Linked DNA regions of Mus musculus: region 2 is linked to region 1. The links are chromatin loops, found by intact Hi-C in ENCODE. Cell type or tissue: gastrocnemius. All regions are shown on one strand. Links, peaks and the distances in the headings refer to the core of each region. The heading gives the core; the rest is flanking DNA. Region 1 overlaps Rnf150 (ring finger protein 150). Region 2 overlaps Tbc1d9 (TBC1 domain family, member 9).

Region 1 (16,751 bases), core at 3,067-11,066:
ATCAGGTTTTGTACACTTGTTGCACCAAGATGATCCCAATATCAAGGTTTGAAGATGTGATGATGAGCCAAGAGGCTCTCCTGGGGCTAACGGTGTTTCCTGACTCACTGGGATGCTTTGTAGATGGGTTCCTGCTCAGTAAGTACAAGCCAATGCTCTAATAAATGGTACCCAAATTTACAGGGTTCATTTGATAAAGGCTGATTTCTTCTTACCATGTCACAGTTCTAGGCAGGGCAGGGGAATCTCTGCTCCTTGAAGTTGTTCAGGGACGCAAGTTTGCTCAACATGACTTCCTTGGTATTGCTCTCTGAGTCATCCTTTGAATATTCCGCCATCAGCTAGTACACAGAATAGAAGAAAGTGCTAACCCTGTCTAGGAGTTGGGAGAACCTCCCAACATTGAAGTAGACTCAGAGGGATGGGTAGAATGTAACTAGATATTCTGTCAAGGGAAAATCATGGCACTCTTATAGAATCATAGGAAAACACGGTGTGTTACTGTAATAGCTAGAGTCATAAGTTGGAACACAGGATCCTTGAGTCACTTCTTTCCCATGACTTTGCAGTAACCTGAGAGGTCTCATCATGTTTCTGCTGCATCTGAAGCAACAGTTGCCTATTTCTGTTTCGTATAGGTATTAATCCTCCTGCATGGAGAGTGGCTCTCAGAGGCTTGAAGACTCTAGAACTTTAGTTCTAAAGAGAAGCAGAAAAATTTAAAAGAGAAAGAAGAAAACAAAAGCAAAAACAAAGATCTTATGTTGATTATGACAGCCTCTAATATGCAGTGCAGCAAGGAACACTTATTATCTACATAGCATGCAGATAGTCTACTAATTTGAGCTTCCTGAAGGTAATTGCTGTGGCTTATGTGGAGTACCTTCATTCAAGGCACACAGGCACATATTGTCCTATCAGCTCTTTGTCATATGAGCCCTTCCACAGCACCACTCACAGTCTGGCCTCTTGCTTTTTCCAGCTTAGGTGAAAATGAAACAAAAAGGACAAGATGGAAATTGCAGACATTTTGTAATTTATTCGAAGAAGTGACATGTGATGGCTAGTTTTAAGTGTCAACTTCACACCATCTATAATCACCCAAGAAGAGAGTCTCAATGAGGGATTGTCTAAATCAGGTTGGTCCTGTGAACATGTTTTGTTTATTCTTGATAATTGAAGTGGAAGATACTGCCCATTGTGGGCAGCATCATTCCCTAGTCAGAGAGATCCTGCAGCTTATTAAGTGTAAAGAGGGGGCTGAATATAAGTAAACACTCATTCATCCATTTGTCTCTGCTCTTGACTGTGGATATGACTAGTTGTATTATGTTTCTGCCTTGACTTCCCAGCAATGATAAACTACAACCTGGAATAGTGAGTTAAATAAACTTCTTCCCTAGGCTATTTTTTATTAGGGTATTTTATTACAGTAACATGAATGAAAGCAGGACATATAGCATCATATTTGCCACATTCTATTTGCTAGTGGTGAGACACTTGACTTAGCCATACTTAGTGAGTCAGGTCTACCTGGCTGTTGCCAGGTAACTGTGGGGAGGAGCATACCTGGCTGTTGCCAGGTTAACTGTAGGGTGGAGTTTAGACAGAATGCTAACACCAGCAGGTTTAGTTCATTGGTACCATGCTGTGGACTGTCTGGTATGGAATGTTACCTACTGGGATGGTGAATCTTGATTGCTAACCTGATTGGAACAGGTTGTCAACCAGATTGGAACCTAGAAAATTATCAAAGCACCTTCTGGCTGTATCCATGATGGTGTTTCCAGAGACAGAAAATGGACAAAGGGGCCAGCCCTTAAAGGGGGAAGACTTGCCTTGAACGTGGATGGCACTGTCCAATAGGCTAGAGCCTTGAATGGAACAAAGGTAGAGGAAGGAGGGAACCAACCAGTAGGTGCAAGCTTTACTACTCTGGAGCAGATGTGCACATTGCTGCTTGTGTCACTCATGGACACAATTTTGCCTTCTGCATCCTTTCAGAATCCTAGTCAGACACTCTCCAAGATGCTTCCAGGCATTAAATCTCAGACTGGGACAGCATCATTTTTCAATTTTGTTCTCAAGCTTCCAACTTCTAGGGCCAAGCAGTTACAGAATTCTCTGCTTCTCCATTGCGCAGATAGTCATTGTGGCACAGATTGTGTGAGCCAATCTAATAAAGTTCTTATAATTATAAGCGGAATATACATTGTATAGGAGGAGACCATGACAAATGCAGATATCTCTAGAGTGTAACCCTGGATAACACAGAGCAGATGTCCCAAGAACTGCTTAGGCAAAAGATTCCAGCTGAGTGGAGATACTGACATTGCATAGGGGCCACCACCTAAAGAGGCTTCCTCAAGCATATCCTTGTCTCCCTTGTCTCTGTTCTGGGCATCCTGATCCTAATGAACAGGGCAGAAAGGCAGAGCTCTGCCAAGACACAAAGAGTTCAGGGTATTGCTTACTTGTTTTGAGTTTGGCTTTATGTGTATGAGCCAGGTAATCATTTGGCCAATCACTGAACAACTGAACACATTCCATGGGCCAGGCCCAGGTAACAAATGGGGAAGGCAGGAAGATCTTTGCTCATTGGAGAATGTGTTGCAGTCATTATTTTCCTTTTGGGTTTGAAATGGTTTCTCTGTTGGTTTAGAGAGAATACCACAGATCCTATACTCTGGTTGCATAATCATGGCGGTGCTGGGGAGCCTGTTAGCCATTAGCAGGAGGTTTACTATCCTGAAAGTCATTGTCCTAGGTCTTGTCTCTGATCACCCACTCACTTTGACTGCCCTGAAGCAGTGTTGACAAATATAAGTGCATTCTCACACCTACCTCCTAGATTCCCTCTCTGATGTCTTTTTTTTTTTCCAGAGTATTGCTAAATAATCCAGTACAGGGCTGCCTTGAATTCTCTATGTAAGCCCAGGCTAGCCTAAAACTGGAAGCGATCTTTCCCTACTTCTGCCTTCTGAGAGTTTGTGTTATAGTCATGTGTTAGCATGACTGGCTGGTTTCATTTCTGTTTTTTTGTATATGTGACTTACTGCCTGGTAATATGTGGATAATTTACTTCTTGTCTCTATTGTGTGTGCTTCTGCTATATCTCGAGACATAAGTCTAGAGCTATGTGTGTCTCCTACTGTACTCAGCTAATAGTAATTGAGAAATGAAGTGAGCCCCATCATGTCAGGCTTCCCATTTAGGTCCTATGTTGTTGTTTAGGAAATGCTTATGCGAGCAAACATAAGAGTAGCATTAAGAACATTCATTGCTCTTGTAGAAGACCCAGGTTCGATTCTCAGTGCCCACATGGTGGCTTATAACTGTCTCTAATTCCAGTTCCAGGTGATCTAACACCCTTTTTCGATGCATGTGGTGCACAGACATACATATGAGCAAACCTATACATATAAAATAAATAAATAATTAATCTAAAATAAAGAAGTTCTTGCTGTGTAGGCCTGGATGGCTTGGAACTTGTTATTTGTGGCAATCCTCCTGCTTCTGCCTCTAGAGTCCAGGGATTACAGGTATATGACACCACACCAGACTGGATGATTTTTCTGAAGGAATAATGATGCCGAGAAAACTGCCCAGGCCCTTACTGTGGCTACTAGTCCCAGCAAGGAAATTGGGTTTAATTTGTTCCTGCGACTAAGAAATGAGAAGTGATTCACAAATGCCAAGTGTGTTGGTGATGAATGTAGTCATGGCTGGCTCTTATGCCAATGGGTCAGTGATGAATGGAGTCGTGGCTCTCTCCCATGCCACAGTTCTTCCTCTCGTCTGTCCAGCAGTCTAGTTTTCATTGTTCTAATGAGTCTCTGCAGGGGCAGGGTGAGCAGGCCGCTAATGAAGCCTGGGTCGCCTGGTGGTCTGAGTTGAGTCTAATTGGAGCCAAATCATCTGCTCTCTACTTTATCCTGTGAAGCATGAGGAGACGCTGGGAAGCAGCAACTGCTTTCTTCAAGCACTCAGGGAAGTTCGATGCTGTAAACTCTCCAGGCCTTGCAAAGGAAGTGTTTATGGGAAGTGAAGCTACCGTGGCTAACCTCAGCTTTTGGTTTAATTTTTGTTCTCACTTATGTCTTCCTCCCATTGCTCTGAATGTTCTTCTGACTTCTTAACACAATCCTTTAGTTAAAGCCCTTGATGTTTATAATGGTGGACAATGTAAAATTTCAGGTTTTAATATTGAACTGTGTACACACACACACACACACACACACACACACACACGAGGATAATCAAAGCAGATCTGATTATGCATACCAGGCTGGCCTCCGATGTATAGAGATCCAGCCTCTGCCTTTCCTTTGCTGAGATCAAAGGAAGGTGACGTCATGCCCAATCCATTTTGACGACAAATGGCTTTGCTTGACAATTAAATTATAGTTATATAATATATAATAGAATTGTATACTTAAAATCACACACATACACACACACACATCCATCCATATGCCAATTGCAAAACTGAGTTTTGTCTGAATAACTTGATTCCGCTTTGCAGAAAGCAGCCTGCACTTCTGTAGAAGGGCAAAAGTCACAGACTCAACTCCATTTGGCTAGAGATTCCTTCAGAAGAAGCTAAAAGCCTCTGACTTCACTTTCACTGTGGGGTGTGGGGAGGGGTTTTGTCATTGTCATGGTAAACTCTGAAACCCAAGTGCTTGTTGTAGATGTGGCACAGAATGGGTAATCATGGGCGCTTCTGTCTCACCATTCTGTGCCCTGGAGTTCTCTTCCTAACAGGAATGGGAAGCAGGGTTGCTGCAGGGAAGAGTCTGAACAGAGAACTAAGTTTTAACCTGAAGTATCAGTATAAAGTCATGAGGTAGCTTTTCTTGCTCTCTTTCCCTGTGCCCTCTCTCCTTTCTTCTATCCTTCCTCTCTTCCATAAATAAAAATGTGTGCACTATAGAAAAGCCTAGATCAGTGACTGCCCCAGCCTGCATCTCCACATACCACTTTTTAGAGATAAGGCTAATTTCATGTTTGGAACAAGAAATGTGTAATACAGTTTTAGGAGATTGGATTTTAGTAGACAGCAAGGATACTTTTAAATATTAGTGACATTCTGTTAGGAGGGTGTAAGAGTCACTTAGAGACCTCCATGGACAACAGATTGGCAAATGTGAACTTTCTGTAGTTGGATCACCTCAGTTCCAGGTCTGCCAGGCAGGCTGCTCTCATGAGCATCAGACACAGGAGAGGCTGAGCTGAGTCAGGACTTGCTTTTTCCAGCCTTGACCTAGTCAATCACAGTGTTCCAGTTTTCTCTCATCCAGTGCAATGTCCCCATCTGCACAGGCATCTTGAGATACTTCCGATGATCTGCCTTGAAGGTGGCAAGGTGTTTTTGTCTTGTTTTTTGTTTTGTTTTTGTTTTTGACAGGGTTTCTCTGTGTAGCCCTGGCTGTTCTAGAACTCACTCTGTAGACCAGACTGGCCTTGAACTCAGAGATCTGCCTACCTCTGCCTCCCAAGTGCTGGGAGTAAAGATGTGTTGCCACTGCTGCCCAGTGAAAATGTTAATTTTTTAAAATATATGTCCTCTTATTATTCTTTTCTATTTTTTTCTTAATGTTTAGTTAGCATTTAAATGCTATGCTTCCCAGTTTCCTCCCCAGGTGTCCCAGACAGCCCAGTATAATAGCCAGATAGGACTAATTCTAGCCCCTCGGTGGACTATATTATTTATTTTGAATGAAAAGCATTGATCAGATAGGAGTGTGATAGGATATCTGTCAGGTATTGTGGTAATTCTTTCAATTCTTAGTTATTAATTGATTTTTAAATTTTATGTGTGTGAGTGTTTTGCCTGCATGTATGTATATGTACCATCTGTGTGCAGGGCATTCAGAGGCCAGAAGAGGGTAAAGGGTTCCCTGGAACTGGAGTTAGTTGTGGGCTGTCATCTGGGTTCTGGGAACTAATCCCAGTCCTCTGTAAGAGCGGTGCTCTTAACCATTGTGCCATCTCTGCAGTCCCTCGTCCAATTCTGTATTCTGTGAGTACACATTAGAAGTCTCTAGCCAGATCCTTGGTTATGGACTGAGACACAAAGAAAACAACACGGACCTAAAACTTGTGTTGTTTGCAGTCTAGAAAGGAGACTGGATGATTAATCTAATAATAGTGTAGGTATGTTTGGTGTGCTGAGTGCTATTTAGTAAGAAACACAGTCCCCACCCCCAAGGGAAAGCTAAAGGATAGATTAACTAGAAGAAGGGAGTTAGGGAGAGGCCATTCAGATAGAAGAAAGAGCCTGGGCTAGAGAGTACTGTGCGTGTTAGAATTTGAAGAGGCTGAAGAAAGTCAATAGAGTTAGAATATATACAAAGAGTGGGAAGCGGCATAAAGCAGTATGAACATGTCAGGGGCAAGGCATCTCAAGACCTAAGGAATGAGTTCCCGGTTCTGTGTTAAACTTGGACTTACTAGAGGTCGGAGATCATTAGGTAATTTTTCTTGGATCAGTGTTTTTGGGTATGTGTGCATATATGTGTGTGTACATGAGCATACCCAGGCCTTTGCTGCTGCGTTCAGATGCAGGGAGTCAAAGTATAAGCAACTTTGTGAAGTGCTGGATAGGAAAGACACTTGTGGTTGACCAGTAAGTTCAAGGGTGATAGTCCAAAAGCGTGCTGTCACCATCACTATTGTGAGACACATCTGAGACTTCTGGTTTTCTAATAGTTTCAGCAATATATAGGCCTAAGGACACCTTCAGGCTGTAGAGCCACCTCCCACCCTCACCCCCATGAGCATCCTTGAACATGCAGGTTGCTGCTGGCTACCTTCTTTTTGGTACTATGCACATATTACTGGGGGCAACTTCTGGACAGTTACTCTTTGCCCTATAAACTTGTTGAATTCATACACCAAATGTTCTCCAATGACAGGGAAATATTTCCATTTAATGGTCACCAGAGCCCCCTACTGGGAGAATTGGTTCAACTACCAAGTACCATCAGGAAGGGCAGATACTGTTTTACAGTCTGCTAGAAGATCTGGCTACTACTTTTGAATAACTCTGACATGAGTCCTGAAGGTCAGCTTCTCACTTGACGTTTTCCCCCAATTACCTTGCCTTGAAGACACATAAAAATTTAATCTTAAAATTGGGGTTGGAGAGGTGGCTCAGTAGTTAGGAGCCCTGGTTGTTTCTTCTTAGGAACCAGGTTCAATTCCCAGCACCCACATGGCACGTGAGAATCATCAGTAACTCCATTCCTGAGATACCAACACCCTCTTCTGACCTCAGTGGGCACCCAGCATACACCTGCTACAAGACATACATTCAGGCAAAAGAGTCATACAACAATACAATATATATTATTCAACTGGAATCGATTGTCAAGAAACCTTTTGCCCCAATTGTCAAGAAACCTTTTGCCCCAATGTCCTGCTGTAAGAACATCTGGACTTCTCAGAGTACCGTGTCCTCTGTTGTGTTGCTAACATTTGTGGGAAAGGATGTTCCACAATGGGGCCAGATACACATTTCTGTGTTCTTGTAATTAAACAGTATGTGATGAAGCTCATTTAAAAGTCATTACAGAGTTAACAAAAATTATAAAGCCACTCCAGGGAGAGCTTGTACTCCTTACACACATCTTATTCTTCCACTGCACACTTGTGCCAACTAAGGAATGGATCCACCCTGGTGTGTTTCCACGTACAACTCCAGACTTTATTTTGGTTTCTGTCTTTGAGTTTTCCCCTACTGTCCTCTGTCTCATGATTCCAAGAAGGCTGACACATTATATGGAATAGTCCTGCCTCTTGGGTTTCTTTGATCTTTTGCTAATTCCTGTAACTTCATTAAGATGATGTCACCTGGCAGTGTTTAGGAGGACTTGGTCATGCATTGTGTAGAATATGCATTTGCCTAATGCACCATTGCCATCATGGCTCTACTGGGGTTATACTATGGACTTTTGGAGAGGAAGATCACAGAGGCTCTTATGTAATCATTTTTATCTCATGTCTCAAGGAACCTTGCTATCAGCATGGCAGTCACTTCTGTTAATTTTGGCCACTCAGCTGAGGAAATATTGTTAGATATTCTACCACAGTTACTTTTTTCCCTTCTTCCTTTCTGTGCTAGGTTTAAGATTTTATTTTTTATTTATGTGTATGTTTGGGGACTGTATGCCAAGTGTGTGCAGTTAACTGCTGAGGCCAGAAGAAGGCATTTGGTCCCCTGGAGCTGGAGTTACATACAGACAGCTGTAGGAAGAGCAGCTAGTGCACTTAACTTCTGAGCCATGTCTCCAGTACCTTTTTATGTTAATTTAAATATCTCCTTTCTTATTTTATATGGACAGAAAAAGATAAATTTCTTACATTTCTTTTCAGAAAGAAGGTAAGTAATAGAATGAGTGTTGATAAACCAGTCTGTCTGTCTGTGTATCTATCTATCTATCTATCTATCTATCTATCTATCTATCTATCTATCTATCTATCATTGCTGGGGATGAAATCCAATGTTTTACCTATGCTGGAACTGCACTACCTTAACAGCCAAGAATAAGAACTACTTCCAAGAGCCTAAGACGAGCATGTAAGAGTTGTGGAGCCCAGTCCCAATGGATACATTAAGAAAACAACTCCCATACCCAACACTCAGGAAACACTGTGAAAGAGGAGACGGAAAGATTGTAAGGGATGAAGGATCAGGGAATTTGTTGTCACATTGTGACTTCTAGTAGCTTCAGCAGCGACACCCATAAAGATGTCACCAACATGACTCCTAAATGTGAGCCGAACAAGGACAACTACAATGGACACGCCACAGTGGACAGGGAAAGACCCCGAGGTACCAAACCTTCACAAAGAACCACGGGTGACTAAGGAATCCTGAGGCTTGGGAAACAGTCTTCCCCAGGGAAGCACGCCAATCCCTACAAACATAGACTAAGCAGGTTACATTTAGGAATGCATGTTTATGCATACACATATGTGCATATAACAGCAATTAAATAGAAAAGACAATGAATTTGAAAGAGCGAGGGGGCCATAATAGAGGGCTTAGAGGTAAGAGAAGAGAAAATGATGTGATTTTAATCTTAATAAAGAAGAAAAAAAGCACAGGCACATGACCAGTTTTGCCCTTACTGGCTGTGTGATCAGGGCTGTACAAAGCACTTAGTACTGGCATTCAAGTGTTGTTGGATGGACAGCCTGGCGTCTATACGACAGTACTGATTGTGATCACCGTTTTGAGGGCCCTGTTTAGGTCAGTCTGCAAGGCCAGTAGGGCAGATTTTCAATAAAGAAGGTCTTTTCACTAACTATGGTGTTCTGGTTTGCTTTTCTATTGCTGTGATAAAACACTGACCAGAAGCAAGATGGGAAGAAAGAATTTGTTCAATCTTAGAGTTTACAAGCCCAGGCAGGAACTCAATCAAGGCAGGAACCTGGAAGCAGGAGCTGAAGTAGAGAGCATTGAGGACACTGCTTACAGTCTTGCTTTCCATGGCTTTCTCAACTTGCTTTCTCATACAGTTCAGAACCACCTGCCCAGAAGTGGTACCACCCACAGTGGGCTGGGTCCTTCCATATCAGTTGTCCATCAAGAAAATGTCCCTCTAGGCTAATCTGCAGAATACAGGCATGTTCTCAGCTGAGGTCTCCTCTTCTCAGATGACCCTGGCTTGAGTCAGGTTGACTAAGTGCTATCAGGCACAAAAAAGCAACATGGAATTGGTTTTGTGGAAACTATTGGCCCTCCTGGTTCCTGTGTTTGCCAGTATGATACTTCATGGGCCTCTTTCTACCTCTTGAGATCTATGTTTGAATCAACAATGTGGTTTCAGCCTGTGTTCAGATGGAGTCAACTGGGAGGCACAGCTAGGATCAAGCTTCACGGGACCCTGCAGATAAAGTATGAAGTGATAATCCTTTCCTACTAAAACGTTAAATAGCTTCTAAAAATCATTGAAGCAAGAAAACCACTGACAAAACTCAGGATTCTCTAAATCCATCATCCTAAAGTCAGAGCAACCCAACCAACTAAAGTGCCTCTGCATTCCCTTCTTTAATTTGCTTTCCTCAAGGCAGGACCTCCGTATGTAGCCTTGAGCTCCGTATGTCCTGGAACTTGCTCCGTAGACCAGGGTGGCTTCAAACTCACAGAGATCTTCCTGCCTCTGCCTCTGGAATCCTGTGATTAAGATGTGCACCACCACTGCCTGGCCCTGTCTTCCCTTCTTAATTGGTGTCTTTGCAGATGAAACCTGAAATAACACTCAGGGTTTTGTCTTCAGACTTTAGGATATCTTAGAAATCGGAGGGCTCCTTAGAACTTGTATTATATACTTTGTCCCTGTTATTTCCCACATTCCCTATCCTCTGTATTTTCTTCCCCATTATATCTTGTCTTCTCTTGTATGTTTAGTTTTTAAATTTTTCTTATTTTGAGAAAGATCTTGTCCAGGCTAACCTCAAATTTATGATCATTCTGGCTCAGCCTCCAAAATTCTGGGATTACAGGCATACCAGCTGCTTTGGGATTTTTGATTATGAGCTTAGAGTCCTTAGAATCTGGCTTGCTAGCAATTTTTTTTTGAGACCCTACTTTAGAGTTTATTGCTCCAGTGAAAATCTGCCTTCAGTGTGCATTATTTGTGGTGCATTGGTTGTATGCAATGATCTTAGCTAAATGTGCAGCTCAGGTGTTCAGGGCAGGAAGGTTACTGGGTGTGGGAACTTCACCCACAGTGAGGCCCATCTATGGTAATGCTGTCCCTGCATTCACTAGAGCCAAGGCCAGCACTGGGGAATAACCTAACTCTTCTAAGCATATCTCCTATGGATTCCTTTGTGCCAGGGACTCCGATTCTGTCCCCTAGAGCAGGAGCACACATCTGTCTTATTTCAGTATATATTTTCAACAACAACAACAAAAAGATCTGGAAATATTTAAGTGGTTATTAAAAAACAACAGCAATGAGGCTGGTGAGATGGTTCAGTGGGTAAAAACACTGACTTGTTCTTCAGAAGGTCCCAAGTTCTATTCCCAGCAACCACATGGTGGCTCACAACCACCCGTAATGCGATCTGACGACCTCTTCAGGTGCGTCTGAAGACAGCTACAGTATACATATTTATAATAATAAGTAAATCTTCGGGCTGGAGCAAGGAGGGACTGAGTTAGCGGGCCAACCAGAGCAAGTGGGGTTGACCTGAGCGAGTCTTGGTCCTAAATTCAATACCTAACAACCACATATACATATGTGTACTCATATACATAAAATAAATAAATAAAATAAAATAAAACACAATGAAAACAAGTGAAAGACTTCATACATGGCCTACAAAACCTAAAACATTTGCACAATTTAGATTATCTATATGGGAAAAAGCTCATGGTTGATACTAGGTATTAGATACTAGTTACTAGATAGATACTAGACTAGGGTTATTGTTGGTGGTGGTAGGGCTAACACACACACGCAAGGCTGAGCTTACTTCTGTGGTCTTGTTCCCTCCCACAGTCCAGTAGCTTTTCTTCCTTGCAGTTTTGATGACCAGGAATGTCTCTTCCTTTCCGAGCATCTCAGATATTCATTTTGAAGGAGGCTTCAAAGGTTCTGATTGTTTTTCAGTATGAGGGGAGTTTCTCTCAATCTCTGCCTGCTGTGATTTATTTCCAGGATCTCTTCTCCTTGACTTCCTGCTGTAAAAGCCTCTGACACAGTAGGAGCTGCTCTATGAAGGGCAGGCTGTGGTCTGTGAGCCAGTTTGGAAACTACACTGTAACAACTACTTACACTTTGCAGGGCTGAGTACAGAAAGTAATAACACACCTTGGGATTTCAAGGCCATTCTCTAGTTTGCAGTGGTAAAACTAGAGAGCATTCATTAGGGACTCACTCTCTGTGTGTGTGTGTGTGTGTGTCCCTGCTTATGCAATGCAGTTGTAACCATTCTACTTTTCTAGACCAGATGGTACACAGCTCCCCACACACTAAGGACCCCACTGGTGTGAGACCAGGAGATGAGTATCAGCCTTGACTCTGCTTCTATAGTGAATGCCCATTTCCTTCTGCTCCTGCTTGCTTCAAAGAGAAGACGAGAGAAGAGAGAAAGAGAGGAAGGAAGGACCACCTTTCCCTTCCCCTGTGTAAGGAAGCCGTGTGAATGAGTCCCGGTTCCCCCCGATCCCAAGCCAGGCCTCCTTAAGTGAGGCTTATGGGAAGTTGTATTGGTGGCAAAGCCACAAGCCCAGCCTGATTGAAGGCAGCTTCTTCCCATGCTCAGCTCTCCTGTGCTCCTAGTCTGGAACTCAGGATGCTCTAGCACTTACATGAAAGCATGGATGCCCTTGCCTAGCTCTGAATTAAGCTTTATTCTTAGAGATTCGAGACCCTTGGCTCTCACAGGATCTATCATATCAAGGACAGCTCTGTCGTGTACACAGATCTCATAGCAACCAGATATTAAGGCTGCCAATGAAGCTGGTTCTGGTTTCTCTCTTGTTTAATAACAGATCCTGAAGAACAAATAAGGTAGGGATGTTCCAGGAGGCAGAGCAGGGGATGGGTTAGGGATGGGACCATGGTCAGACCCTATAGATGTTGTCACAGAGAGAGGGTCAGGAATGCCTTCCCCTGTGGAAGGACCTGAGGGTGAAGGAGCTTAGCTTTTATCCACAGCATACCCACAGATAAGGGTTTCCACTAGCTGGAGGTCTTTCTGGGCTCGGATGCTGTGAAATTACCAGCTGTAGTCATGATGAGCCAAGGGTTCTCTGGCAGTTGGGAGCACAATGGAAAGGCCACTGTCTCTTGCTCTCCACACAGTCAAGAAGGTTATAGTGGATCTCGAGGGAGACTATACCATCAAGTAAGTGCTCACAAGTAAAAGTTAAAGCAATTTCTGTTGTTGAATCACTAAGGACAATAGGATGATTGTTTGAAAATGAATCATAAGAACACAGCTCCCTCAGTCACCTGAATTTCTCATTTGGTGACACTCTAGCATGGGTGATAATTATCACAGAGAGAGAATGTATATTCTTCCTCCGCTCCCTTTACTCCTCTCCCTGTGTCCCATTATCCTTTAATCTCCTATCACATCTCACACTCCTCTCCCTTTCTCCAGCCCCATCCCTACTCAGTCTCACCCTCATCCCTACCCTATCCCACCGTCTCTCCAGTCCTTCACTGCCAGACTTTCCCCAGTCCTGTCCATCCCTACCCCTCCCAATCTTCACCCTGACTCTCCTCCACCCTAGTGATCTTCTCCCCCCTGCCCACTCAGTCCCTTCTTCCACCTCATCCTCCACAATCCCCCCTTCACGGAAGCCTCTCCCACACCCTATTTCTCTCTAGCCAATCCTCTTGTATTATTGGAATAAGGCAAAACAACCAACCAACCAACCAACCAAAAACAATAACAACAACATAAAACAAAACAAAACCCAATACTAGTGTTGCAAACCGAATACTAATGTTGCTTTCAAATACATTGAGACTTAGAAACTAACTAAATTCATTTTTGTGTCTTTTTTAGAACAACAGTCCCAGACCTGGCTGGCTTACATGAGACTGTGGAGTCTTTCCTTCTCCAGAGGATGACTGTGTGTCATTTCAAATAGAAAGCACCAGGGCTCCACTTCCTCAGGGAAACCAGGCCGCACACCACAGCCACGTTGCTGTCCACTGTTCCCTGACACATGGGTATTCTGTGCTTTCCCAAGGACACTCATAGCTTGTCCTAGTAATACCCCTTGACCTGCCTGTTCAACTAGAAGCAGAGAATTCAATATTTCTCTTGCTGTCCATGGCTCACAGTTGGAAGGGAACTGTATATCACGGTAAGAAAGGTGTGGCAGTGGGACCTGCAGCCAGGATCTCTCACATCTCCTTGGTTCAGCAAGCAGAGAGCAGGAGTGCTGGGCTTCGACTTGTTTTCCCCTCTTTCCTTTGGTTCAGTCAGGATCTCAGCCCATGGGGTGGTGCCAGTCCCCTGCAAGGTGTCCCCAGGTTCTGGTCAAACTTCTCTGGAAACAATCTCACAGACACATCCCAAAGTGTGCCTCGTGAATGCTTTTGGTGTCTCCTAATGAAGTCAAGTTGACAATCCCAATCACAGGTAGGAGGAACAAGTGGTCCGTGGAACATGCAAGACACATGTGTGAAACGCTGTCTGGCTGGGAGTTTCAGTTTGAATGCTGGTACATGTACACAGGTGGCCCTGCCCAGGGCAGGGCTGAAAAACACCACCCCTCCCCCCGAGAAAATATTCTACCAACGTTCAGCCTCAGGAAAAGCAGATACATAAAGTAGTTAGTTAGCTTATGATTTTCTGGCAGTCTTTTGAAAACCTTTGTCAACTAATATGGACTGTGTGGTACCATATTCCCACCCTGTTGATTTTGGGACTCTGTACTGTAATTTTGAGCATACGCCAGCGTGTGGCCCATAGGAGGCCCTGGTCCATTGGGAAGATGTGAAGGCTGGAGTTGAGATGAATGGTGCCTACATTCTGGGCATAATAGCTTCATGTCTTTATATGCCAGAGCAACATCTGATGGTAAAAATGGCCTGATGGAGGCTTAAAGTTCAAGGTGCTTTCCAGTATGACACAGGCATCCTTCTTAATGATCCCTTCGATTATTTAGCTGCGTACAGGGTAAGTATGGACTGTCCGTGCGGATGCTAAGCTGGGAAAACACTGTTGGCTACCCAGTTGCTCTCAGAGGCCACAGCCCAGTGTTTTGAGTTTTGACAGAGCCATCTCTGGGTTCTACACCTCCTGGTATCTTAGGGTATCAGGCTGACCTGCTTTTAAAAGGCATCGAGGATGGGCAGGTGGCGGGTCTGCATCACACTGGGCCTCTGCTGACTTCTTCTTAGGGGTGGTAGTCACCTTCCTTGACTTCCTTACCCACCTCCTTTACATTTCCTTTGCAAACCCCTAGCTAATCCCTAGGCTCTGCTGTTTAAAATCATTTAGGAATGGAGGACTGTGAAAAGGATTCAGTTCTTAAAGTAAGTGTCCTCTGAGTACAAGAAAAAAATGTCGGATGTGGTAACCCAATATTATAATCCTAGCCCCAGGGAGGTGGAAACTTGTGGATTCCTCAGGACTCAAAGGCCAGCCTTCTTTCTGTACCTGGCTACTTTTGAACCAGTGAGAAATCCTATTAAAAAAAAAAAAAACACCTGTGGTTGACCTCTGGTCTACAGGTATGGTGCGTCCCCCCCCCCCCCCCCCCGTATAAATAGGTAATAAGCAGATGTTAGTATTGTGGCTATCACAGACTACCTGAAACCCCCCCCACCCAAAGTGCAGCCATGATTAAAAATACAAACCTGTGGGGGATGGAGATGGAACTTTGAACAGTGCCCAGCTCCCCACCCTCTTCAACAGCATCATCACCGTACTTGCCTGCCATTCTTGTGCAAAATGCTAAATTTTCTAAATTTTTATTGCATTCATTTATCTTTTATTTAGTGCATACATATGCCTGTGCATCTCTCTCTCTCTCTCTCTCTCTCTCTCTGTTCTTACACTACAGTATATTTGTAGGTGGTACCTGCTTGTGTGTGTGTCACGGTGTGTTTGCAGGCAAGAGAAGAACTTGCTGAATTTGGTTCCTTCCCTACTTGGCTTCCGGCTTCAGTTTGAACTTGTGTCACCAGGCCTGACAGCAAATGCCTTTCATTTCTGGGCCATCTCAGCAGCCCAGTGTTAACCTTTTTAATCAATTCACTTAGAGGTTCAGAGCCCTAAGGAGGTCTGGCTTCTGCCACACGACCTAATTGAGGGAAATGACTCAGTTGCAATCCTGTTTTGGACTTTTACCATCATATGATTTAACAGTAAATATTGATGTTTTGATACCCACAGGGCCACCTTGGGAACTCGAGGAGAGGTGACAGAGTTAGGGGATCTAGATGGCACAACACAAAATCTGTTTCCATTTTATTAAAAAACAAAACAAAACAAAACAAAACTTTCCTGAAAGTCACAATCCTGTGTTGAAATCTTTATAGTTTGCTATATCTTTTGACCCATAGGTCAGAACACAGTTGCATTTATTTACATTAGAATCTTTAATATAATGAAAATAGTCACGTCTGATTGAATGTCTCCAGCTCTCATCCTTAACCATTTCATCACGCGCCCAGGACCACATAAACTGTGGATGTTCTCCAAGCACACCAAGAAGACAACAAAGCAAAATAAAGTCTGTATTTCCTAACAGAAGATGGGTTCCTTTAAAGTCATAGGGTTTTTTTTTTCCTTCCAATTTCCTTTGTATTTAAAGAGATATAAAGTGCTTTAAAAGAGTCGGGTAGGCATCTGGGGCTGGGAGGAAGGAAAGAGACCTATACAGAAGCAAACCAACAAACGGCAAACAGAACATAGCTATGCTGCCCTGCTGAGGCTTGTAAATACTCAGGGGACTCCGAGGGGAAGTGATGTCTTCACAGCGTGGCTGTAGAACGCACTACCACCATATTTCAGCACAAGAAAAGTGAACCAAACTTCAAGTCCAAAATTCCCTCAGACAAAAACCAGCCAGAGCCAGTTCTTGTGATTGGTGGGTCAGCAGGCAGTGAGGTCAGGGTTGCCTTCACTGTCCTATCTCAGATTACAGGTGAGATGGGCCTATCTTTCACTCCACCCTCAGACCAGCCAAAATGACATCATAGGCAAGCTCAAGGGAATACTGACTGTGGCATCACCCTTTGACAACAGAAGCTAATAATTCC
Region 2 (16,751 bases), core at 4,381-12,380, 160 kb before region 1:
TACTGTCCAAGCCAACAACTATCAGGGAATATTCGGAAAGAAGAAGGGTGTTAGAGAATATAAATCATGGACTTAGTGTAGGAGAAAATGAAGATTCTGTGGGCAGGGTGGCCTGACTTAGCAGACACTAATGTTAACACTGACTGGAGAGCATTAGTCATGCTATGGTGCTCTTGCAGAGAGACCCAGAGTTCGACTCTCACAACCTACATCAGGTGGCCTAAGATTGCCTGTCACTCCAGCTCCGAGAAATCTGATACATTCTAGCTTCCACACTCACACACAAATCTTCACAGTACATACATACATACATACATACATACATACATACATACATACATATTCATAACCAGCATCCCTTGTCAGATAATCTGTAGGTCAAAGTGCATTTCTAATAGCACATGATGTATACTTATACTAAACAAGTTATTCTTTATACATTTGAATTTTTTGAAAGAATTATTTATTTTATGTATGTAAATATACCATAGCTGCCTTCAGACATACCAGAAGATGGGCATCAGATCTCATCAAGGATGGTTGTGAGCCACCATGTGGTTGCTGGGAATTGAACTCAAGACCTTTGGAAGAGCAGTCAGTGCTCATAACCACTGAGCCATCGCTCCAGCCAGAAATTTGAGTTTTATTGGACATATTTTATCTGACACTCCACCTCTAGGTGAAGGATGGCCCCAGATTTATTTCTCACAGCAGAGGGTTTATTGTACAATGAAAGATGTATGATGGATGATGTCATGCAGTCTTTAGAAGCTACTGGAGGTGGTGGTGTGGAATTTCCCATAAGCCTCCATTCCTCCATCCTGCCTGGGATCTTACAGACTCACAAGCATCTGCTGTGACTTGTAACAGGATCAAGAACATATCCTTCACAGGAAACGGGAATGATAGTAGAAGCAAGAGAACATAATTTGGCAACTCTAAAATATCATTTTTGAAGAACCCAGTTATAACTGTGTTTTCCTCTTGAAACTGGACACGACAGGACACACAGACACTGGGGAGGACAAGAGTTACAACAGTCTCAGAGTCTGATGGATTTGGCTGGCTGTGAGTGCTTCCTGGACTTTCTCAGCTAACTCGGTCACAGCTGGATTTCCAACCTCCCTTAGCAGTGTTTTAGCTAAAGGGACAGGGCATCTCTTCCCTGCTTCACGAAAAAGGCAATAGGAAACAAATAGACACCCATACTATTTAGTGCACAGCAAACCCGTGCAGTGGTTAGTATGCAATCATTTAAAAACTATCCTTCTATGAATTTGTTTTCCAGGCTGCTAATGAGATTTATTACTGCACATGAGCTGATGGACACAGGACTCAGCACAGTGGAAGCCCTCAGGAGTGCAGGGCCTGTCCCAAAACTGATGATATGTTTGACCCCATATCTATTGGGGATGGACCACTCCTTGGCTACCACGACTTGAAATTCATTTGCATTAAACCTGGTAAAGCCAAACTCTTCTGGGATTTTGGGCAACCAGGAAACTTGATCTTGGTTACATGAAAGGCCTTCCCCCTATGCTCCTAATGCTGCAGTTTGGTGCAGAGGGACAGGATGACCTGGCTAAGCAAACCCTGGTCACTGTGGCCTGGGGTTTTTTGTGGCACTCTGCTTGCTGTCGGGAGCCTGTCAGCCCCAGCACTGAAACCCCTGTTGATGCAGGTGACATAGGAAGGGTGGCGCTGCTCTTCACTATCAAGGCCATCTTTGCACTTTTTATCATGTTTGTGTTGGCACCAACACAGGTGGCTTCCAGGGCTTAGGGAGAGAGTCACCTAAACTCATCTGACACTGTGTGGCTACAAAGTGGGAGCTCATCAACTTTTGCCTTCTTCCATACCATGTCAGAAATTCAGATTTCGGTATCGGAGACGTCTTGGCAGAAGGACTTTGGGTACAGCTTGTTCTGGTGAGACCATAACATAGGCGTCTGAGTGGTGGGGAGGTCACGGGGGGTGGGGTGGGGGGTGGCCCATTGTGATATGAAGATTTTTGGTGGGCATCAGAGGAAATGACAATGTTTTCAGAAAAAAAAAAGCCCTAATGATGTAATGATATCACCTTCTCACTGCATTTTAAGGAAAACGATAATTAATGAAGCACATATATGCACACATCTAATAGAACAATAAAAATAGGGGCTGGCAAATTGGGCTCATTCCTGCTTCCAAGCCTAATGATGTTTAGGACTTCAGTCCTTGGGACCCACATAGTGTAAGGAAAGAAGCGACTCCAGCAAGTTCTTCTCTGACCTCCAAACATGCTCTGTGACATACATGTGCATGTGCACACGTGAAAAGAGATGTAGAGAATCCTTCCACGAGCAAGGCCCTGGATTCGGTCCTCAGAATTTTAGCAAAAACAAAACCAGAAGTTTGTAAGTAGCCAGATCGCAGGTTAGATGGGTGTACTGTGTGTGCACATGATCACATACACTAGTAGGAAAGTGTGGAAAAGCAAAATGCCAGGCTATGACTAGCTGGTTATTGTATGAGCAAGATTTCCAGCTTATCTTGTGTACTTTAGTCTGTGTTTTGAAACATCCAGCAACTCGATAGGGATTCTGTTAGAAAACCGCTCTGAAGAAGCATCGTGTAAAGACATTCCACAGTGTGGCCTTTTCAGAAGCATCTGCATAAGAGAAGAACCCTCTAAACTGAGAGCCTAAGAAGGCAAGGTCGGTGTGCAAACCTCATGACTGTGTTAGGCAAACCTACTTACAGACTTCTCTAACTTTGGAGTTAAGCCTCCCCAGTAATAGCAGGCGCTACAGGAGACAAAAACAGTCTCCGTGGGGGTTAGAACTTCACCTACCATGTGTGCATTCTGGGGTGATGTCTTCAAAAAAGTACTGAGTGGCTTCAAAGGCGGAGTCAGGCTCATCTTGATCACAGGATGGCTCTGTGAGAGAGGGGACACAGACACGTGAGGGGTCAGCTCCGCCACACCAGGGAGTGACAGGGAGGATGAAGATCTGAAGTCAGCAAAGTGGGATGGAGGGCCGGGTGGCCTCAGAGGCATCTGTGGGCTCAGTGGGTAACTGCATCGTTCTAACTCCATCTTCTTTCTACCCCCCCCCCCCCCCCCGCGCTTTGAGTTTCCTCTCTATCGGAACGATTTCCCAAAGACTTTGAGACAGTACTTTCTGGGTCAGTTATAGGACACTGTCTGCTACTCAAGACCACATTTGCTCCCATCTGGGGGTGTGAATGATTTTCAGTATCTGATAGATTTACCCCAGCCGAGACCAGCCTTATTTAAAACTGAACTCCAAGCCTCAGCGGCGTGCCTGGTTGTTCCCTCCAACGTCAAAACCTCTACTCAAAGGACTGAAGGAGCCCGAGAGGTCAAGGACACCACAAGAAGCCTACAGAATCAACTAACCTGGGCCCATAGAGGCTCTCAGAGACTGAACCACCAACCAGAGAGCATGCATGGGACAGACCTAGGCCTTCTGCACAGATGTAACAGCTGTGCAGCTCGGTCTTCATGTGAGACTCCTAACAGCAGGAGCAGAGGCTCTGACTCTGTCGCCTCCCTTTGGATGCCTTCCCCCCAAGTGGGCTGTCTTGTGTAAGTCTCAATAAAAGATCCACCTAGTCTTACTGCACCTTGTTATGCCAAGGCTGGTTGATATATCCATGGGGGGCACTCCCTTTTCTGAGGAGAAAGAAGGGGGAGGAATGAGGGGAGGGGAGGGGCAGGGTGGGGTGGGGGGAGGGAAGGGGAAGTTGAGATTAAGGTGTAAACTAAATAAATACATGAATGGGAACCACCTGCTATCGTATGCCCCTGAAAGGCTACCCTTTCTCTTGAAGATGGCTGTCATGCTTCCAATGAGCTCAACTCAGTTCTGAGACAGGCAAATGACAGTCAAGTCAAGGTCAGCATTCAGGAACTCATGTGAAGTAGCACCTCAGCCTGGCCTTTGAGGAAGAATGGATGATCTAATATCCAAACAGGCAGAGAGATGCTACCAAAGGAAGTGATGTGGACCCAGGTCTTGTGTGCCAGTCAGTGTGCATGTGTGCCAGTCAGTGTGCATGCAGACTCTCCTAGTCCCACTTACCAGGCAAGACGTGCATCTTGTACAGGAGTTTGAGTTTCTCTGTGAGGTCCCCATGGCATGCAGCACCTAGAAATTGAGAAAGAGCCAGTGTGAAATATGTCCTGTGGGTTAGTGTCGCCCCCCAGGCTCAGTGAGCTCTTTTTTATCTATCTATCTATCTATCTATCTATCTATCTATCTATCTATCTATCTATCTATCTATCTATCTATCTATCTATCTATAAGACTCTTGACCCAGGAGGTCTGGCTTCAAATGCTTTGTGCTTCACAACTGTGCACCACAGAAGGGTCCACCTCTCTTTAGCCTCAGTTTCTCCTTTGTGAGGTGAGATTATGACAGAAAAATCTACCAGTAATTGACACTGGGACCCCATGACACATAAAGAACTACATACGTTCGCACATGCAAAGATTTTAAGTATATTAGCTAATAACTATATATATCATCCTAAGACTGGGCCTTAACATCCTAAACAACTACAAAATCAGAAATGTATGAAGAGCACATTTAAGATTAACTCCAAATTCCTTACTTGAGAAATCCTTTCTCAATGCTTTTGAGTTCCCTGAAATATTTTTTTAACTTGTTCTAGCCTTCATTTTAATTTATTCTGCCTTTATAAGGTTTAATTAAAAGAGTCGTGCTTCTCTCCTTAAACTCTGAGCTGCTCCTGGAATCAGAAACATTTTCTGGAAGTATTTACTAAAGTCTCTAACTGAAGATGAGCCAGTTCAGGAAGAGGGAAGAGAGGCCTTGGAATCCTGGTGGAAAGGGACGATATGATTATCCCCGTGGGTTCTTATCTATAGCCTGCATCTATGCTAACATTGAACCAATGCCTCTTGGGACTGTTCTAGAAGAAATGTCTTCTGCATGGGGAAAAAAGGGGAAGCTTTTGGCTGGATAATCTCATTTACACCCTGGGTCTGACCGATGTGAACCACATGCAGCTCTCTCAGCTGGCTCTGACAGCAGGTACTTATTGCTGCCTAAGAAGTGGAGTCTCAGCAAGCTGCTGAGCTTCTGTCCCTTCTGTGTGATGGTTTGAATATGCTTCACTCAGGAAGTGGCACTATTAGGAGGTGTGGCCTTGTTGGAGGAAGTATGTCACTGTAGGGGTGGGCAATGAGACCCTCCTCCTAACCACATGGAAGCCAGTCTTCTAGCAGCCTTCAGGTGAAGATGTAGAACTCTCAGCATCTCCTGAACTATGTCTGCCTGGACCCTGCCATGTTCCTGCCTTGATGATAATGGACTGAACCTCTGAACCTGCAAGCCAGCCCCAATTAAATGCTGTCCTTATAGGAGTTGCCTTGGTCATGGTGTCTGTTCACAGCAGTAAAACCCTAAGCAGGCCATCAGTGGGTAGGCAGATAACCTGTGACCTGAAATGTTGCTGTCACCTCATAAGGCCTGCTCTGAATGTTAACTTCCAGTATGATGGTGCCATTGGCTTTTGAGTAGGTCAGGACAGTGCTGCCATGGAAATTGGAGTCCTTACTGAAGGAACTCACGGGTGGCTGCTTGCTCTTCCACCATGCATCAGTACATGGAGAGAACTGTTCACCACAGAAATGGAATGTGATGTTCTCTTGATCTTGGGCCAGTCATGCTCTAGAACTATGGGAAATTTATTTCTTTTGTGTAAAAATTATTCGGACTAAAAAGCATTTTGTTAGAATAGCTAAAATGGACTGAGACCAGTGATAATTTTTCTCACTCAGTGTGACAGTTACAGCACAAACTATGCCTACGGGCTGTCAGAATTCAAACCTGAAGTTTGTAACTTGTGCCTTAGGGCAAATAAATACATACATAGAAACCACTGCATTAGAGCCTGACATGAAAAATACTGTACAATTGTTCAGTGCCATCATTAGTCCGAAGGGCTGTTTGCATTGTGTATGCATACTTCAAACTCCTCCAGACAAGCCTACCCTAAGTATGTGCACAAGGCTTCACATAACTGTGAGGACAGAATTAACCTAAGAAGACTTTTTCCAAGCAACACACTTCCGGCTTCCTCTGACCTTCTAGACATTTTACCTATAGAGAAAGAGTGCTGTCTGGAGCCATCACTGACTCTAAACCTAGTCTTGCATCATTGCCTGGATATATCACTTCAAGCATAGGATGCAAGCACAACTGGCTACTACTGATGACTGCCAGTGTAATCAGACCTAGAATCACCTAGGCAGATTCTAGACTACGTTCACTGTGGTGGGAAGGCACATCCTAGATATGAGCGCTACCATAACATGGCTTGGGGTCCCAGACTGAACGGAGCTGAGCCTGAGAGCTCCAGCACTGATGTCCCTGCTCTTGACTGCATCCAGTGACCAGGCAGACACTTCATATGCACGCTGCTGATGCTTCCCCGCTGAAATGGACTGTGCCCTCAAACTGTGAGCCAAAAGAAACACTTCCAGCTTAAGCTGCTTAAGTTGTAGGTCATCTTGTTACAGGGATGAGAAAAGGGATGGATGCACAAGATAACAGACAGGCACAATTCCCTCAGAAAAATTCATCCTGACGTCCAGGCACAAGGCTTGCTACACTTCTGACTTCACATCGAGTGGGCCAAGCTCTCTTACCACGCAACAGTTTCTCCATCCCATTATAAATGGAATAAAGGTCCAATCACAGCAGAGAAGTGAGCAAAGCTGGTAGATAGCCAGCATCCTGTACCCTGCTGGTCAGGTGTCTGGTGTGCATGTGTGCGCATATGTGTGCGTGTCCTAGCCAGACGCAGTCCTTGTGAGAGTGTGCACATATCCCACTTATAGACAGTCCTTTAGCCAGGAAACAGACAGCAAAGACTTCCATTTATGCTATGGTTTTCCAGTCTTTAATTAAAATAGATTTGATGTTACTTAGAAATATTATGAAACCATATATTACAAAGGCTTACCTATATGTGATTATTCTATATAGGGTATCTCTTAATTTTTATATTGTTTTGTAAAACAATCCAATCCACCATCTAGCTATTCCTTTTTCCCTGGGAAACCTGTCAGGGTTGACAGGATATGTTAGCATTTTACTGCCATATGCATTCTCTATTCATGTATTTTTTTTAAAAAGCCTACATATTAGTTATTTATGTCTATGGTGTGTGTGTGCATGTGTGTGTGTGTGTGTGTGTGTGTGTGTGTGTGTGTGTGTGTGTGTGTGTGTGTGTATTTGCCACAGTCCTGTGTGAAGGAGGTCAGAGAACACTCTGTGAGAGTTGGCCCTCCCTCTCCACCAGGAAGGTACGGGAACTCAGATCAGACTTGGAAGCAGGCACCTTCACCAGATGAATCTTCTTACAAGCGCCCTGATAACATGTTCTGAACTCATATCAACATCTGTCTCATGGTCGGGCGTGGTGGCGCACGCCTTTAATCCCAGCACTCGGGAGACAGAGGCAGGTGGATTTCTGAGTTCGAGGCCAGCCTGGTCTACAAAGTGAGTTCCAGGACAGCCAGGGCTACACAGAGAAACCCTATCTCAAAACAAACAAACAAACAAACTAACTAACTAAACAACCCACAAAAAAAAACCCCATCTGTCTCATGTGTCAAGTGGGCTGTAGATTACCCATTAATACAGCTATTAACCAGACACAATCTTACAACTAGCATGCAAACCTTGTATGCATTCTTCCTTCCTCTAGACTCAGTGTGGGGACCCTGAGTGCTATCGAGGGGAACCCCAGGTGACACCCCCATTGTCCCCACCCAGCTCATACAAGAATATCGCATCCTTACTCAGCCCAGAGACGAACTCTCGGAAGTTAATCAAGGAGTCTCCATTCTCATCTAACAGCTGGAACAGGCGGGAGGCCAGCACATCGGAGTGTGTGCCACACGCCCAGGGAAAGAGCAGCACGAACATGCCCTTGAACTGCTCAAAGTCGATGCGGTACTGCTCCAGGTAAGGCAGGCTGGGGTCGTGTCGGTCCAGGGCATTGCTGCTCCCACCCCAGTAGCAGCTGGTCAGATGCTCAGCCTGAAAAATGTTGCAAAGTGGTTACTGTCACTCATACAGCCCCAGACCACTGCTGTTACCCTAGGCACAGTGTCCAATCTGCCTGTGTGTGGGCCTCCTACTATACACAGGAGCACCTAGCTTGTGAAACTGTAAGTCTAGAAGATACCATGGTGAGAACGAAGAGCTAGGCTCAGCAGTGGTTTCCTGATGCGGTGGATAGAAATCAGTGTTTCATCAGAAGAGTGCAGGAGCTTGACTTGTGTATCGAGTCAATACACATCTGGCCTCCCTACCAGGGGAGAGAGGAAAAATGACACTGGCGCCCTCTAGTGGTGAAGATGTAGGAGGGCGCATTAGGGAGACCCTTCAGGTCTATGCTCAGTTCCTGTAAGAGCTGTCTACAGGATGTCCATGCTTTCTTCTATGTTTGTTCCTAGATCATCTTTTCACCTGCTCAAAAGAACCACACTGAGATCTGCTGGTGGCTTTTGTTTCTGAGTCATGGTGTCACTCAATCCAGGCTGGCATCACCCTTGAACTGATGTTCCTGCCTCCAACTCCCAAGTACTGTGTTAACTGCCACACTCCAACCCGTGACATTGACCAGAGAAGACAAAAAACTTCTGTAGAAGAATCACATTTAAAACTTATTAGGTTATATTTTTCTTATTAAGGATCCTTATTGATCCTTATTAAGGATCAATACCAATAGTGGCTCAACGAACAAATGGAAACCACAGGAATTTAAGCTCATGATGCCCTTCGCTAGGCGTGTAGACAGTTTTTGTTAGGGTTTGGCTATGAGCCATCCCCACAACAATGCTATATGCTGTTAACTTGGTCCCTGAAGGATGGATCCCATCACTGAGATGTGACTGAGTCACAATTGCCTGGTCTTCCTTCATGAGTGGATTAATCATTTGCTGGCTTTATCGGGGCATGACGGAAACTTCTGGATGTGGAGCCTGGTTGGAGGAAGTGGGTCATATTCTAGAGGACTCTCTCTTGTCTTGGACCTCTCTTAGTGTTTTTCTGTTCCTTGGCTGCCATGCTGTGAAGATTTTCTCCTCCTTTTCCGTGATGTTCTGCATCACCACAGCACTAACAGAACTGGCCACCACCGCCAGGGGACTTGGGAAACAGTGAACTCTAACCACGTCTCCTACATACCATGCTGCTGCTTCTAGCTATACATTTTTTAAAGGGTGATTAGGAGCTTAGTAGGTATAGAAATTTCAGGCAGAATTTGAACTTTGATCACCACTGGTCTATGGAGTTTTAGAACTCAAGATCCCATGTCCTAAGGTCCAAGAAAACTAACTGTACCAGATGGTGAGGAAGAGAGCTAAAATGTCCACTTAAATTAATGCTGAGAGCCAATTTACTCTTCCTACTTAGCAGGACAGCTTTGTTCTCCCGGCTCTGTCTTCCTTCTCATGTATATTGGCGACCCAGGGAAGCCCCAAATCACCGAACAGAAAGATCAAGGACTCACTGAGCGATTACGGCTTCTTTTCATCATATTAAGTTCTTTTCATCCCTCTGAATTTACTTTGAAACTCACCTTGAAAAGAGCGTACAGTTCTTCCAGCTCATCGATGGTGAAGGACGTCTCCGTCACAATGGTCCGTACCTGTAAGGGAGCGCGCAGACTCAAAACATGGCACACCAAGAAAGCCTCTAGGTTCTTTCTCAAATTCTGCCAAGCTGGAGCGGGGGTTGGGGGGGTGGGGGGGGCGGCAGCAGGAGGGTGAGCTGGGAGGGGCAAAGTGAGGTATTCCCCGCCCCTGCCCCGCCCCCGTCCCACCGCCCATCCCTCCCCGCTGCCCTTCACGGGGCTTACCACATTGCGTTTGGTGGTGTCCTCCAGGGTCTGGATCACTTTCAGCCTCTGCTTGAATCGCATCTGCTCAATCAAATCGGCCCGGATAGTTCCAAATTTCTAGAAAGGAGGAATTTTGGTGTTTCTGAAAAAAATGTGCTCAAGCACGCAGGGTCACATGCACAGACTGGTGGAAACACCTGCGGTACAGGACGAACGACTCTGTGACAGTGATGAGAAAGCCATTTAGGGACTGTAAATCAATAATGTAGAGATTGTCCTATACCCAGTGACAGAACTAAATTTCAAAGTCACACGTGTCTTCTTCGAGTGAAAGCCCCTCAAGAAGAAAGCTTGGATCTGAGGCTTGTGGTTAATCACTTACGGGCATGGGGAGCTCTAAGGCTCAGAGAGGAGGAGGTAGGGAGGAACACTTGCCGATCTCCATGCTCCTTTATCCACACGGGCATTGTGTGAGCTGGCTATCTCTCCAAACTCTAACACCTAGCACTGCCTGATGTCTTCCTAACTCAGACAAGAAACCAAATCTTAATATTTATTTCTCCTAAACAGCCCAATTCAGGAGTTGGTAGGAATTGCCACTCCCTAATGACGAGAAGATTCACTCCCACTAAGTCTGCCAAGTTATCGTTTCCTTCTAGCTAAGTCAGTTAAGTCAGTTAGGAGAGAAAAGTTCCCAGGGTGGGGACATCTTCTGATCTGAACAGCAGCTCAGGGAGAGACTGCTCTACAGTGACCACCAGCAAAGGGCTTGCCAGTCAGGGTTGGGGACCCGAGTTCTAATCCCCAGAAGCCATACCAAATCCCTGCCACCCAAAAACCAATAATACCATTACTGGGAAGATGGGAGACTGGGATTTATGGGGCTTTCTGGAATGGCAGCCAAATTGTGCGGCTCTGTGTTTAGTAAAGAAGAACCTGTCTCACAAAAGGCAGGGAACAATTGATGAAAAAAGCCATTGTACAGAAGGCACAACATTTGTGCTTTCTAATGTATTGTTTAAGACCCAAAGTTTAGGAAATAAGAGGCCATAGAGTAAACAGGTACTGAACCTCAGGACCCAACAAACTGCCAGCTCTAAGGGGCCCTTAGAGTTGTCTTAGGGTCCTTCTGCCCCAGGAGCTCCTGACTCCTAGTCTGGAATGCAGCAGCAGTTTGGGCTGATTTGAGAGTATCAGGACTAGAAAGCATCTTCCTTCATCCAGGTGGGGCAGCCATGCAGGAACCCTATGACTGTGGGCTACTCCGCCCTAGTGGTCTGCATGTGTATGGATGGCCTTTGTCCACGCCTGTGACCACGATGACACCCATCAGAGAAGGCTTACGGGAGGAGTGGTTAATTTTGGCCTATGGTTTCAGAGGATGCGTTATGGGGTAAGGACACAGTGGAATATGGCAGCTCACATCATGGTGATCAGAGGACAGGAAAGGGTGGAAATTGAGGGCAGGGACAGAGCTCCCTGGGAGATGCCCCACTGATCTATTTCCTCCTATGAGGCTCTGCCTCTTACCCCCTACCACCCCCAGTCACTCCATCACACTGTAAAACCATCCATTCATTAGCCCCAAGCCCTCATGGGCCACCTGTCTCTGGAATGCCCTCAGGCACATCCACCCGTGCCCTTTTACTAATATTGTAGGTGTTTCTGATGACAGGCTTTGGGCTCCGCCCAGCCAATCTAGCTACTGAGCAAGTTCCAGGTCAGGGGGAGAGCCTGTCTCAAAAACAAAGGCAGCTGGCTCCTGAGGAAGGACATGAGATTGCTCTACAGTTCCCACATACACAAACACACATGTACTCGAAAGACACCCCCAACCCCACAGTAGCCATGAGGGGGGACAAATGTAGCAGCACAGGACTTCTAAGGCCTCAAGAGGCTGACATATAGGATTGACTTCACTTCCGTACAAGGAAAGGCAGCGCAAAAGCTCCTCCATTTTGAATTCTTGCTAAGGCCACTGTAGGCTTGACCAGAGCTATGACCCCTTGATGGAGAATCCCGTGGAAAATTACCCAGCTCTATTCAAGATCCTAAGATCAAGATGCCCCAGGTAACTTTTCTAGCTTGTCTTAGCCTGTTTTGTACAGACCCCCCTGCAGCTAGCTGCTTATCTTAGCTGCTTCTGCTGAAACTGCCAAAAATCAGGATGTGGTTTTTGCCTTTAAAATCCCAACGTTCTGGACACTTGGGGTCACATCTGGCTCCCTGAATACCTGGGTGTGGTTCCTGATGGCTGGAGTAAAGATTTTTAATTGGCTATGAACTGCGCAGTGATCTATAGTGGGAAAACTGGAACACTTCAAGGACAGGCCAAGATATAAAACAAGACTTTTTCTCAGTAAAACGAAAAATAAATTAAAAATAAATAAATAATTGTTATATCCGCAACTGTCTACTCCAGGTGTTCTCATTGCTTAGTGTAAGAACAGGCAATGAATTATTTGTGACGATTTCCTGGGACTGCGCCTCTGTTCACCAAGTGCTGAATCTGACACGCTTCTAGATCAGGTGTCAGAAGGCCAGAGCTTGTTACACCATTTACAACACAAGTTAAGGCTCATGAGAAATCCCAATATACACTCAGCAGCCTTCTCTGAGACCAAAGCTTTTATCTTCAGGTAGTCACCTGCCTCAGACAACCAATGTAAAGAGGGGACAGGATTTCTGTCCGTCTCCAAACTCCTGTTGAAACTGAATGCCCAGGTGTTGCAGGGTTGATGGGAAAGGCCTTATCTACAGGTCTTAGAAGGACTGCCTCCTGTGGACAAGATGCTATGCATCTTTCTGATGAGAAAGCTGGGGCTCTCATCTGTAAAGGTCCTGGCCAGCCTTAGGGTTCCAACCTGTGGGTCATGACCTTTGTAGGGGTCGAATGACCCTTTCACAGGGCTCAAACGTCAAATATTTATGTTACAATTCATAACATAGCAAAATTGCAGTTATGAAGTAGCAATGAAAATTTTGTGGTTGAGGGGTCACCACAACTGTTTTAAATGGTGGCAGCATTAGGAAGGCTGAGAACCACTGTTCTAGGATTATGAGAAATCCAGCCTTAATCTTTATGAAGCAGCTGGATTCTTGTATTCTATGACCACAGCAGAAGCCCACCCGAGCTGGGTGGGGACGCTGGGGCACCTTTACCACATGGCTGGGAAGCAAAACCTACCTCGTAAGACGTCCCTATGAGTCTGAAGATGTCCACGGCAGGGTAGGGCCCCACGTCGTCACTGAGCAGGGAGTGGAGATGGGGGATGGGAGGCAGGGTGCTGTCTTTGTTGGTCACACTGTCTAGGTACCTTAGACGAGATACAAACCAGCTGTCACTAGGAACGAACTAGAAGGCCTCGGGTGTAGATCTCAAACTGAGCACATTGAAACAAAAATCTAAGAGCTTCTTGTTTCTTTTGCTTGTTTGTTTATCTCTCCTTGAAGCACTGGGGACCGAACCTGGGTCGTTGTGACTGAACCTGGGTCGTTGTGCGTACTGAGCAACTCTGCAGCCTCAGCCCCCTTTTTACTTTTTATTTTGGGATTGGTCCACATTAAATTGGCCAGGCTGGCTTTGAATATATAATTCTCCTGCCTCAGCCTTTTGAGCAGCTCAGATTACAGTGTGCAACACCAGGTCTCACTAAGATTTTTCTTAAGAACAGAAACCCCCTTCATTTTTAAAGAAAAGGATATTGAGCTGGGGCAGTGGTTAAAGGCTTAAGGGCACTTGCTGTATAATCCTGCGGAGCAGAGTTTGAATCCCAGCACTCACATAACACACCAGGACACTGTAACTCCAGCTCCAAGGGAGGCAAAGATACAAGACTGGAGGATCTCAGGGGTTCACTGGCTTTCAACCTAGCCAAGGAAACATGAGTCCCAGGTTCAGCGGGAGACCCTGCCTCAAAAGAATGTGTGAAGAGTGATGGACGAAGATATTCAATGCCTTCAGCACATGTGCACACATGCATCTATATGCACATATATGAAGGTATATACAATGTATATAATATATAGTATATATATATAACAGAACATATATAATACCATAAACATCCAGATAATAAATACACATTCAAAAGGAAAAAGCATGTGAAAACATGTCCTTGGCCACAGAGACCAATAAGCCTTTTGCTCAATGGAGTCAAACTCATGAGGTGGCCCCAGAGCCAGCTATAGCACGGTACCTTCCCAAAACAGTCATGGCCTCTCCATCGTCCTTGCAGTTCAAGAGTTTATCCACGTTGGCATCCAGTACAGCGAGAGCCAGCTGAAATATCACTTTGATTCCTTCATAGAAGAAACAGTCCACAACCACCACTGCACTCTCAAATGGCATCACACTGAGGAAGAGTGTGAGGAACCACGACAGGGAGATGGTAGAGATCACCCCCAGGTCCTGCATGCAGTCGTACAGCTGCGGGACATAGTCTCGAGCCAGCTCCTCGAAGACTCCCTGGTCCACCAGGGCACCTGAACGGACGACATAAAAATGACCAGTTAGCCCTGCATCTTACTGGAGAACCTCAGCAAATGGATGGACCATGTTCTGCTTTCGTCTCTGTGCTCATGGCAAAAATACCTTGACCAAAAGTGACTTAAGAGAGAAAGGGTTTAATTGAGCACATAGCTCCAGGGTACAGTCCATCACTTCAGGGAAGCCAAGGCTACATGAACCTGTGTGAGCCACAGGCAAGAGCAGAGAGGGAAATGAACACATTCATGCTTAGTTCTCAGTTAGCTTTCTCTATAGTTAACCCAGGGCCCCAACACAGGGAATGGTGCTGCTCCCCTACTCAGGCTGGGCTTTCTTACATGAATTACGGTGGGCAAGACAATCCTCTGCAGACATTCCCACAGGCTCACCTGAGGGTCTAGTCAACGTCTCACAGAGAATCTCTTCCCAGGTGATCCTGGGCTATGACAAATTCACAATAAGAACTGACCAAAACACTTACTAAGCCCTTATTTATATAAACACTGTAGCTATGGGGTCCCAAGACATAGATTGATTTTTAAATTTATATATATATATATATTTTTTTTAATTCAAAGAGATTCTAGCTGTACACAGTCACCACTGACTTGCTGACATTTTAAACTGATACCACACATGCAATGGTCAGTTTTTCTGGCTTTAGAATCACCCAGGAGACACACCTTTGAGCATCCTCAGGAAGGTGTTACTGGAGAAGTCTAGCTACAGTGGTAAGGGCCACCCAAAATGTGGGCTGTCCCCAGGGCTGGGGTCCTGGACTACATTAATAAGAGAGAGCAGACTGAGCACTAATGTCCCTTCTCTGCACACTGGGACCCAATGTGACCGACCAGTCGCTTTTGGTTCCCACCGCCATGCCGTGACTTGCCCTGTGTGGGCAAATTCTGAGCCACAACAAGCCCTTCCTCTCCTAAGTTGATTTCTGGCCAGGCGTCGTGTCGCAGCTCTGAGGAGGAGAACTAATACACTGCTACAATCTTTTTCCTATGGAGGCAGGCTAAGGTGTTTAAACCCAGCCCCACATACCTACAACTCTGGTGTTGTAGTAGTCGGGAAGCATGCGCTCACACAAGGCCACAAGCAGCCAGAAGGCCTCCTCCTCTTTGGCATACAGCAGTAGCACTGAAGTGACAATGTTCATGGCCTGAGGGAAGGAGAGAGAGAGAGAGAGAGAGAGAGAGAGAGAGAGAGAGAGAGAGAGAGAGAGGACGCCATCAAACACAGTCTGAATACAGCGAACATACACAGTGGCAATCTTGTTCACTGTCCAGGGGCTGAGCCCCTCACTATGTTACTCCAAACTATGGGAAACCAGTGGTATCTCAGGGTAGGCCATTTGAAAAGCAGCCTCCACCATCTGTCTGGCACCACCCGTACAGCACAGACTCAAGAAATGAGCTATTCCTGAAAGTAGGTGCCTTATCAATAAACTGGGCAGAACTGAGATTGTAGGGGAGTGGGGAAGGATTAAAATTCTATCAGAGTATTCAGGCCAAGAACTCTGTGGACTTGCCAGACTGAAGAAAGGGTCTAACCCCCTCACCTAGAGCCCATAAAGAGAAGGGCAGCCAGGGCTGCAATGGAAGAACTGCCACTAACTTGTTTTGTGCTATCTAGTGTGCGCATGCGGGAGCCACAGGCAGAGAATGGCTGATTGTCGCAGGGTTGTCCCAGGGGCTGAGATGTCTGGGCCTCTCCTCATCCATCCATCTGTGGGCCTCTTCCTCTCCTGCAGGCCTCCCAGTTTGCCTCTGCAGACGAACTGAGCTTTATAGCTCTGGCAACCCTTGGGACCCTCAGCACCGAGGCTACCACGGCAGCTTCCTCCTGGCAGTCGGCTGAGGACCCTTATCAGCACGGATCTATCTACATTTATGCCAGCCAGGGCCCGAGACACAGCCTCTTTAACTCTATCTAGCCATTCTATATCCCAGACAGACAGACAGACAGACAGACAGACAGTATCAAGTTTGACATGAGAGGTGGTAGTTGGAGTCAAGGTTAGAATTTGAAACCTGTACTCAGCTGAGCCAGACTGCCGTGAAAGTGGAAGTATATGACAAATTCCTGCCACTGAACCACTGGCTCTTCATAAATTTATTGTTATTCACTAAATTCTGGCATTATGGAAAGATATAAATGTGTTTGTCTATTTTTCTGACATAGTTTGCTCACAACACTGACCAAAAAAGAAAAAAAGAAAAAAGAAAAAAGAAAAGGCCATTCTTGTAGGTGCCAATAAACTCCCAAGAAAAGCCAGATAAATAAGCTTTGAACTTCCGGGCCACAAAAGCTTGGTGAATATTCTTCTGAGTTCTGTCTGCTTATTCCCCTTTAGAGTGGAAAATCCAC

What was found. Peaks named below come from ENCODE experiments on the same cell type or tissue, not always from the same donor. Only the 100,000 strongest peaks of a DNase experiment are listed, where the experiment ranks them.
Region 2: a loop joins it to region 1, with 2.2 times the contacts of the local background. A loop is called at or near these places in 11 of 42 quality-filtered maps.

What each region holds. Positions count from the first base shown.
Region 1 is chr8:83,090,445-83,107,195 of GRCm38, reverse strand. It overlaps Rnf150 (ring finger protein 150), which reads right to left. Exons shown (of 7, transcript NM_177378.4): 7 at 15,925-16,751. Among named protein-coding and RNA genes, the nearest start is that of Tbc1d9, 67 kb to the left of the region's middle. In gastrocnemius, for the core only: a CTCF peak has its summit at 6,966 (motif pointing left); a DNase peak (open chromatin) is centred at 6,948.
Region 2 is chr8:83,252,250-83,269,000 of GRCm38, reverse strand. Tbc1d9 (TBC1 domain family, member 9) reads right to left here. Exons shown (of 21, transcript NM_001111304.1): 11 at 15,426-15,543; 12 at 14,089-14,374; 13 at 13,077-13,206; 14 at 9,908-10,006; 15 at 9,629-9,697; 16 at 7,842-8,082; 17 at 4,089-4,154; 18 at 2,834-2,920; 19 at 1-18. It also overlaps the pseudogene Gm17999. Among named protein-coding and RNA genes, the nearest start is that of Ucp1, 30 kb to the left of the region's middle. In gastrocnemius, for the core only: no CTCF peak of the experiment used is centred there; a DNase peak (open chromatin) is centred at 8,366.